Regions from separate parts of the Homo sapiens genome. Here region 1 is linked to region 2. Evidence: read pairs that join two places in POLR2A ChIA-PET (ENCODE). Cell type or tissue: HepG2. All regions are shown on one strand.

Region 1 (5,000 bases), 240 kb after region 2:
AAAATGAACTAGAAGACCACAGTCAGGTTGTGATACTCCAGGCATATCTCAGTGTAAAGAGCACTAGTCATTTACAGAGATGCCCAAGCCCCAACTCTGGCCATTAACTTTATCCAACAGCTATCACCAGCCTTTTAGCAATGCTATTACAGGGGAGTAGAGCCGCTACTTTAGTTTCTGGTGTTAAACCTTTCAGTCCTCACTGTAACAGATGCTATCAGTACCCTGCCCATATCTCCTTGGCATTACTGCTATTTACTGTGACCACATGTGATTCTCTGCCCGAGGATGTTTTTCATGGTTGCAAAGAAAACTTAGTCTGAAGCACTGAAGAGTAAATGCCTCCAGAAGTAGCCCTTAGCCAAGAACCAACGGGAAGTTGGTGCATAAGTATCCTAGCTTCCTCAACCCTCAGGTGGAATAACTTGGAGGTAAGTCTACATAGTTTCCTAGAGTAGGATTGAGCTCCAGTTGCCCATACTGATAATTGTCTTGCTAACATGCGGTTTGTTTTTTTTTATACTTTAAGTTCTAGGGTACATGTGCACAACGTGCAGGTTTGTTACATATGTATACATGTGCCATGTTGGTGTGCTGCACCCATTAACTCGTCATTTACATTAGGTATATCTCCTAATGCTATCCCTCCCCCTTCCCCCCACCCCACAACAGGCCCCGGTGTGTGATGTTCCCCATCCTGTCTCCAAGTGTTCTCATTGTTCAATTCCCACCTATGAGTGAGAACATGCGGTGTTTGGTTTTCTGTCCTTGCGATAGTTTGCTGAGAATGATGGTTTCCAGCTTCATCCATGTCCCTAGACCTAAAACCATAAAAACCCTAGAAGAAAACCTAGGCAATACCATTCAGGACATAGGCATGGGCAAGGACTTCATGACTAAAACACCAAAAGCAATGGCAACAAAAGCCAAAATTGACAAATGGGATCTAATTAAACTAAAGAGCTTCTGCACAGCAAAAGAAAATACCATCAGAGTGAACAGGCAACCTACAGAATGGGAGAAAATTTTTACAATCTACCCATCTGACAAAGGGCTAATATCCAGAATCTACAAAGAACTTAAATTTACAAGAAAAAATCAAACAACCCCATCAAAAAGTAGGCGAAGGATATGAACAGACACTTCTCAAAAGAAGACATTTATGCAGTTAACAGACACATGAAAAAAAGCTCATCATCACTGGCCATCAGAGAAATGCAAATCAAAACCACAATGAGATACCAGCTAACATGCTGTTAATTGGCTTTCTTCCCTTCTCTATCTCAGTTCCCCAACTCCCCTACTGATGCTTCTTGGGATCATCTTCCAAATAAACCACTTGCATCCAAATCCTTGTCTCAGGCTTTGCTTACAGAGGTACTCAAACTAAGAAACCTATTCTCTTCTGATTGTAAAATGAAGCAGAGAAATGACCCCTAAAAAGTTAGCAAAAGAAGGAGGAAGCAATGGCAGAGTTCTAAATATTCCTCAGAACAAAAAAAAAAATGGAGCCCCTTGATAGGGACTATTTGTTAGTCTAGATTTGTGCTGTCCAGTATGGTAGCCACTAGCCACAATGTGGCCATTGAGCACTTCAAATGTGGCTAGAACACATGAGGAAATAGATTTTTAATTTTATTTAATTTTAATTGGTTTAATTTTAAATAGCCATGTGTGGCTAGTGGCTACTGTATTGAACAACACAGAATATGGAACATGTCCATCATTGCAGAAATAATTTCTATTGGACAGCACTGGAAGAAGGGGAGGAAAATTTCTTCAACAAAGGGCCAGATAGTAAATATTTTAGGCTTTGTGGGCCATATGATCTCTATTGCAATGACTCAACTCCGCTGTTGTAGTGTGAAAGTAGCCATAGATAGTAGGTAGGTAAATGAATGAGTATGGCTATGTCCCAATGAAAGTACATGGACACTGAAATTTTAATTCATATAATTTTGATATGTCACCAAATGTCTTTTGTTTTTTAAATCCATCCAATTGAAAATGTACAGCCATTCTTAGCTCATGAGACTGTACAAAGACAAGTGGTGGGCCATTGTTTGCTGACCCCTGTTCTAGACTAACATCATCATGAATCATTACTAAGGGGATCATTATTAAGATGCCCTAGTGATCCAATGCAGATTGTGACACCAGTGACCAAAGTAGCAAGTGAGCTGTTTATTCAAAAGGAAATCAACTTTTGGAGACAGAAAGCTTTGTTTAGAGTGTGGATTACTCATTTTTTGTTTGTTTTTTAGATGGGGTCTTGTTCTGTCGCCCAGGCTGGAGTGTAGTGGCTCGACTGGCTCACTGCAACCTTCGTCTCCTGAGCTCAAGTGATCCTCCTACCTCAGCCTCTTGAGTAGCTGGGACTACAGGTAGGTGCCACCATGCCTGGCTATTTTTTTTTTTTTTTTTTTTTTGTGGTAGAGACGGGGTTTTGACATGTTGCCCAGGCTGATCAGAGTGTGGATTACTCTTAACCAAAGTTGGCAAGGGGAAATTTTTCTCTGATGTTTACAATGTTCCTTCCATGGCGGTCACTGAGAATCGTTAGGGCTGCTCTTGAGAAAATCATCGAAGCCTAGAATGTTCTGTTATCCCTACCCTGATCCATTTGGCACCTCACAACAGCATTCTCCTCGCATAGAGAAACCCAGGAGTGTCCTCTAACTTCTGGATTCCTATTTGTTTGCCCTGCCTGCTACATTTTTTTCTCCATCTCCTTCCCTTGCCACAAAGATCAATACTTAGGCCTGGCAGAGATTCACTCAAAGCTTTCAAATGGCTCCTAGCATGCTAAAAGGTTGGTTTTCAAAAAACACAGTGTTCTCAGAACATGAGGCCATCAAAATAGCTAATTTAATTTTGGGACACCAGGAATTAAAGAAGTGTTATCTATGTGACACAGAGAATTCTTTATTTTTGAGATCTGTTTCAGAGCCAGCTCAAAGCAAAATGGGGAGGGGCTGGAAGTAGGGCTGGGAATGTTTCCAGTTGGACAATTCAACATGACAGATCTCTACTGCAACTCAACAGAGAATTGGCCACATCAAGCTAAAGGATCAAAAATGAGGTACCTGGCAGGGATCAATAAAGCAGTAGGGGAGAGTCATTTCTGGAAAAGACTGAGCTATCAGCTCAGTTAGTTCTCAAGGGCTCCCCAAAGAAATGATGGGCACTGACGTTTTGTCAGCTTTGCCAACAGAACCCAGAGAACCAGCTGGTGTCTCTGATGCAAGCTCTTGCAGCAGTCAAAGGTCTTGAGGCAGTGGAGAAGCAGGCTTTTTTCCTTCCCTTTAAAAAAATGATGCATGGTGTTTCAGCAAAAAAAAATTGTAAAGGTAATATCCTCTTCAGCTGGGGTTTAAAACAGCCACTGAAAGCTCTTTGTAATCAATAATATAGATCTCATTATGGGCCCTACATTAAAGAGGTAGGAGCTATGTTAACTTCACAACTTCCTTGTGGGAAGAACAAGCAGAGATTGACCATGTGTGTTTTTATGTTTCTCAAACCAAATGCACATACTACAACAGAAGCAGCGCATTGCACCTGTGCTTTACCCTTTATTATGTTATCATTTGATTCTCACAACAACACCATGCTTATTTCTCTTAGAGGTAGGAAACAGAGCCTCGATGAGGTCGATTTGGCCAAGTCTCTCAATGAATGAATGAGGGAGTCAGGCTGCCATCCAAGTCTTGTATCTAATTCCAAAGCCAGTGCCTTGTTTTCTCTTTCATGCCGGCTGAGAGATTTTGTTGAGGGCAACAGTGAAGGCAGGGCCTAACTTAGGCGCAGGTGCTGGTGAAATGACACAGGCTTGCCTAGAGAGCCTGGCCTGGATGCTCCTCAGCTAAGCCCTCAGAGGGTTACAACGAATTCCATAAACAACTGAAAAAAAGTTTTTGAAGCCCATAGCAAGGCCAGATGTCCAGAGTGACCACTCTGTTCATTGCCGGCCAACTAGTTTAACCTCATAAATGTGTAACAAGAATCCCTATTCCCAGGCTAACTGCAGGTTTTCCCTCCCGCTGTCCCCGTCTCTTATAAATACCGTTTTGGCTTTGACTCAGTCCATCAACTGATTCCATCACACGCAAAGAAACAATTTGCATAAAAATTAAATATCTTTGAGTTGTTCTTCAACATAGCTAAACCACGTTGGGGCACCAGGATTATACACACTCTAAAATTAGGTACTGTTTAAATTTTTTTTCCCATTGAGCATGTGTTCCTTTTTTTAATTTTTTATTTATTTTTATTTTTATTATTATTATTATACTTTAGGTTTTAGGGTACATGTGCACAATGTGCAGGTTAGTTACATATGTATACATGTGCCATGCTGGTGTACTGCACCCATTAACTCGTCATTTAGCATTAGGTGTATCTCCTAATGCTATCCCTCCCCCCTCCCCCTCCCCCCACCCCACAACAGTCCCCAGAGTGTGATGTTCCCCTTCCTGTGTCCATGCGTTCTCATTGTTCAATTCCCAGCTATGAGTGAGAACATGCGGTGTTTGGTTTTTTGTTCTTGCAATAGTTTACTGAGAATGATGATTTCCAATTTCATCCATGTCCCTACAAAGGACATGAACTCATCATTTTTTATGGCTGCATAGTATTCCATGGTGTATATGTGCCACATTTTCTTAATCCAGTCTATCGTTGTTGGACATTTGGGTTGGTTCCAAGTCTTTGCTATTGTGAATAGTGCCGCAATAAACATATGTGTGCATATGTCTTCATAGCAGCATGATTTATAGTGGTATATATCCTTTTTTTTAAATGAAACTTTTATTTTGAGGTAATTGTAGACTCACTCACATACAGTTGTAAGAAATAATAAAGAGCTCCCTTGTGCCCTTTACCTAGTTTTCCCTGATGGTACCATCCTGCAAATGTAGAGTTCAATTGTATTTACTTTCATAATAAATGAAAAATTGTTGCATTGCTAAGGGGAGGAAATAAATAAGGAGGCAGCTGGA
Region 2 (5,000 bases):
ATATCCTTCTGGCATCCATAGATGTTTTGAGATGAGGTCTCACTGTGTCGCCCAGGCTGGAGTGCAGTGGTGTGAAGATGGCTCACTGGGGCCTTGACTGTCTGGGCTCAAGTGATCCTCCAGCTTCAGCCTCCCCAGTAGCTGGAATTACAGGCACGTGCCACCATGCCTGGCTATTTATTTTTATTATTGTTATTATTTGTAGAAATGGGGTCTTGCCATGTTGCCCAAGCCGATCTCGAACTCCTGGGCTCAAGCAATCCTCTTGCCTTGGCCTCCCAAAGTGCTGGGATTATAGGCGTAAGCCCCTCAAAGTGCTGGGATTACAGGCGTAAGTCTCCCAAAGTGCTGGGATTATAGGCGTAAGCCACTGTGCCTGGCAGACGTCCATAGATTCTGATGGAAAATCTGCTGTCGCATGAGTTGTTCCCTATAGGTAACAGTTCATTTCTCTCTAACTGCTTTAAAGATTCTTTAATTTTCAAAAGTTTGATATTTTACTTTTTCAATTGTCATAAAACATAACATAAAATTCACTATCTCAACTATTTTAAGTGTATGGTTTAGTAGTATTAAGTATATTCACATTATGCAACTAATCTTCAGAACTATCTTGCAAAATTGAAACTCTGTATCTATTAGACAATAACTACTCATTTTCAAAAGTTTGATTTTGATTTTGTCTAGGAGTGGATTACTTTGCATTTATCTTATTTGGGATTCAGTCAGCTTCCTGAATCTGTAAGATTATGTCTTTTGCAAAATTTGGGGAAATTTCAGCCATTATTTCTTCAGGTCCAGTTTCTTTTTTCCCTTTCTGGGACTCTGATGACATAAATGTTAAATCTTTTGTTAATGTTCACCAGGCTCTTGAGGCTCTGTTCATTTTCCAGTTTATTTTTTCTCTATTGTTCATTTCTATTGCTTTATCTCCAATGTTATTCTTTCCTATCATCTCCATTCTTCTATCTAGCCCATGTAGTAAGTTTATTTGTTACTGTATTTTTCAGTTCTAAAATTTCTATTTGGTTCTTCCTTATGGCTTCCATTTCTTTTCTGAGACTAATTTTTCATTTGTTTCAAGAGTGTTTGTGATTGCTCACTGAGGCATTTTTGTGATGGCTGCTTTAAAATTCTGGTCTGATAATTACAACATCTGAATTATCACAGTGATGATGTGTGTTGACTGTCTTTTCTCACTCATGTTGCGATTTTCCTGGTTTTTGGTATAAGTGATTTTTTACTGTCTAATGGATATTTGGAGATTATAGGACTCTTTCCTATTTAATCTTTTTTTTTTTTTCCCCGAAGCAGGCAGTCCTCCTGTTGAGGTGGAGTGTGTATGTTCAACTTCCCTCTGGGCCGCACCAACATCACCCAGGCAAAAGTGGAGCAATGACTCACACTGTTTTGTTGCAGATGGGTGGGACGGAAGTTCAGCTCCACTCTTAGTCCCAATGAAAGTAGGGCACCAACCTGTATCACCTCACTGCCTCTGAGTAGGGGTGTAAGCTCACCTCCCTGCTGGGCCCCACTGATGACAGGGAGGAGGAAAGCAGAGGGCTGACTCAAACTTCTTTGTTGCTGCACTATAAAGCCAAAAGCTCAGCTCCCCAAAGGACCCAGCTAACAACAGGGGAGGGTAGAGAAGGAAGCAGAATGCCAACTAGCCCTGCCACCCATCACTTGCCAGATGGGAGTGAAGGCTCAGTTCTCCACTGGGCCCCACTGACATTAGTGGAGGTAAGATGTGTTGAGAATCCTACCTCCAACCATCTTGTTCTGCCTCGTTGATGTAAGGTGAGGGTAGAGTATGGATTAGCCCTGGCTCACGTCACCTTGTTAAGTGTCATTGCTTCTGGGTTGGGGTGGAGGCTCAATCTGCTACTAGACCCCACTGCTGCTAGACACCACCCTGGCAAGAGCATAACTTCCTTCAGCTTGAAGTGGAATGAGGGAAAACGCTTCCTGCCTGGTCTGCCAAAACCACCCAGCAGGGGGAACCAAAGTGCTGTCTGCTTTTGCTGGGCAAAGAAATGGGTGCTTAGGTCTCTGATCTCCCCAGCCCACACCACTGGGTTGGGGAGTGAGAGCACTGTTATTTGCTTCTTTGGGGTGGGGTGGGGTGGGGTTTTTCTGATGGTATTTGGCCAGGGTAGGGTGAGTATTGTCAAAAAGGTTTAGACTTACTTGGCTACCTTTCCCCCAGTTGTTTGTCTAAAGGAAACAGGCTTTTTCTCAGAGCTCTTTTTGTCTGTGACTGTTGGCAGTTCTAGTTTGGAGGCTTTCATAGCACCCTGTCTAGGATATATGGGAGGTGACAGGAAGAACACAAATAGTGAATTCCCTGGGTTTTCTTGAGTCTCGAGGTCTGCAGGCTGTTTGCCTTCTTTTTCCACCTTTAGAGTGTTCCTGTGCTTGTTTGTTATGTCTACAGTGTTTTCGCTGTAAGGGAGATCAAGGAGGAATAGGGGTCCTCTATCTTGGCAGAACCAGATGTATCCTCCAAGTGATTAATTTTTATGTTGAAAATAACATTTATTTTCTAATTTTCCACATTATGGTTGAAAATGTACTACAGAAAACTGCTGTAACATTATAGGTCATAATTTCCTCCTAAAGATCCAATTACATCTGCTTATATTATTCTTTACTAATTTACCTTGTTTCATGCTATTAAACTTCCTGCCCACCCTAGTACTTCTAGACTTTAATGTTCCAAAAGAAAATAAATCCATTTAATTCATTTTCACCTAGTAGTATACTATACATACTCAGAAGAGCTGGCGGGGGAGGGGAGGTGGTGGGCAGGAGATAGCTTTAAAACTCATTTATGAGCTCTTCTTTTTATTAATCCAAGGCAAAACTTATTTTTAATTTGCCTATGACATTTCTCTAAGGATTACTTAATATGAACATCCATTTTGATAGCTATTACTCTTGAATTATACCAACAGCCAGCAGGAACTTGAAGGAAAAGAGGCAAATAAGGTTTTGTTTTATTTGCATTTTTACTTCTTCAAATAACATACCTGTATACGTTACTTCACTTGAGATGGATTCCTGAATTCATTTATCTGTTGACTTATATTTAATTTCAGAGATTCTAGGCATATTATCTTCCTATTAAGATTAATAATTAATCTTCAATTAACTCTTGCACTTTTGCTTTAAATAAGAAACTATAGACTAGTTTAGGCCGAGGAGACTCTAAGGAAAAATATCACTGCCCCAATCTTTGTTTTCTTTCTGTAACTTTCTTTTTTAAGTTCTATAACCAATATTTAATTCTTTGTTGTGTTCCTCTAGGAATTCCACTCTGGCTGAGAGAAAGGGTGCCCTAGGTGAGAGGTATCCTAAGGCACTTTCATAGAACCTAGAGCTCTATTAACCCATTTGGAAAACCACTATTTTAGGAAAAGCCTTGTATTTATCAAATCTAAAAAGAAAGAAAATATCTTAAAAGCACGTATTGAAACTAAGTTTTCTGAGAAGAAATACATATACAAGGAACTTCCCTATCAGCATTAGAACAAAAGCCAACTTAAGTCCCTAAAACGGTAACAAAATAAGCACGTGAATTATGTATACGAATGGACAAGAAGCACATGAAAAGATCCTTAACATCATCAGTCATTAGAGAAATGCAAATCAAAACCACAATGAGATACCATTTCACACCCAGTAGGATGGTTATAGTAAAAAAGACAATAATAAGTGATGGCAAGGATACGGAAAAGCTGGAACTCTCATACACTGCTGATGGGAATGTAAAATGGTACAGGCCAGCTGGAAAAGTTTGGCAGTACCTCAAAAAGCTAAACATAGATTTACCATATGACTCAGCAATTCTACTCCTAGGTATATATCCAAGAAAACTGGAAACATGTGTTCACATAAAAACTTAATACGAATGTTCACAGCAGCATTATTCATAATAGCCAAAAGGTAGAAACAATTTCCAACGTCCATCAACTGATAAATGGATAAACAAACTGTGGTATATCCATAAAATAGATTATTCAGCCACATAAAAGAATGAAGTCTTCCTACATGCTACAACATGTATGAACCTTGAAACATGCAAGAACCTTGAAAACAGACACAAAGGCCACATACTGTAGGATTCCATTAATATGAAATGTCCAGAATAGGTGAATCTAGAGACAGAAAATAGATTAGTGATTGCCAGGGACTGGGGGAATGGAGGAAATGGGGAGTGACCGCTAACATGTATGAAATTTCTTTTTGGGGGTGATGAAAATGTTCTAGGAAATAGATAGTGGTGATGGCTGCACAACCTTGGGAATATAGTAAAAGCCACGAATCATATACAAGGGTGAATTTTATAGTATGTAAATATCTCAATTAAAAAAGGAATTAGGCTGGGTAAGGTGGCTCATGCCTGTAATCCCAGCATTTTGGGAGGCCAAGGCGGGCGGATCACCTGAGGCCAGAAGTTCGAGACCAACCTGGCCAACATGGCAAAACCCTGTCTCTACTAAAAATACAAAAAATTAGCCAGGCGTGGTGGTGGGCACCTGTAATCCCAGGTACCTGGGAGGCAGAGGCAGGAGAATCACTTGAACCCGGGAGGCAGAGGCTGCAGTGAGCTGAGACTGCACCACTGCATACTCCAGCCTGGGCAATAGAGCAAAATTTCGTCTCAAAAAAAAAAAAAAAAAAAAAAAAAAAAAAGGAATTAGGCCGGATGCAGTGGCTCATGCCTGTAATCTCATCACTTTGGGAGGCAAAGGCAGATGGATCACCCTGAGGTCAGGAGTTTGAGACCAGCCTGGCCAACATGGAGAAACCCCATTTCTACCAAAAATACAAAAATTAGCCAGGCGTGGTGGTGGGCACCTGTAGTTCCAGCTACTCGGGAGGCTGAGGCAGGAGAATAACTTGAACCCAGGAGGCAGAGGTTGCAGTGAGCCAAGATTGAGCCACTGAACTCCAGCCTGGGTGACAGAGAAGAAATACATATACAAGGACCTTCC

What was found. ChIA-PET counts read pairs that join two places held together with the same protein. Peaks named below come from ENCODE experiments on the same cell type or tissue, not always from the same donor. Only the 100,000 strongest peaks of a DNase experiment are listed, where the experiment ranks them.
Region 1: POLR2A ChIA-PET joins it to region 2 with 5 read pairs; 1 of 35 experiments calls an interaction of 5 or more read pairs at or near these places.

The regions. Positions count from the first base shown.
Region 1 is chrX:20,490,005-20,495,004 of GRCh38, forward strand. No RefSeq gene overlaps it. Among named protein-coding and RNA genes, the nearest start is that of RPS6KA3, 230 kb to the left of the region's middle. In HepG2, no CTCF peak of the experiment used is centred here; a DNase peak (open chromatin) is centred at 2,147.
Region 2 is chrX:20,251,122-20,256,121 of GRCh38, forward strand. The region is part of intron 1 of RPS6KA3 (ribosomal protein S6 kinase A3); the gene reads right to left. Among named protein-coding and RNA genes, the nearest start is that of RPS6KA3, 13 kb to the right of the region's middle. RefSeq lists an enhancer at 1,830-2,124. In HepG2, a CTCF peak has its summit at 1,990 (motif pointing right); a DNase peak (open chromatin) is centred at 2,010.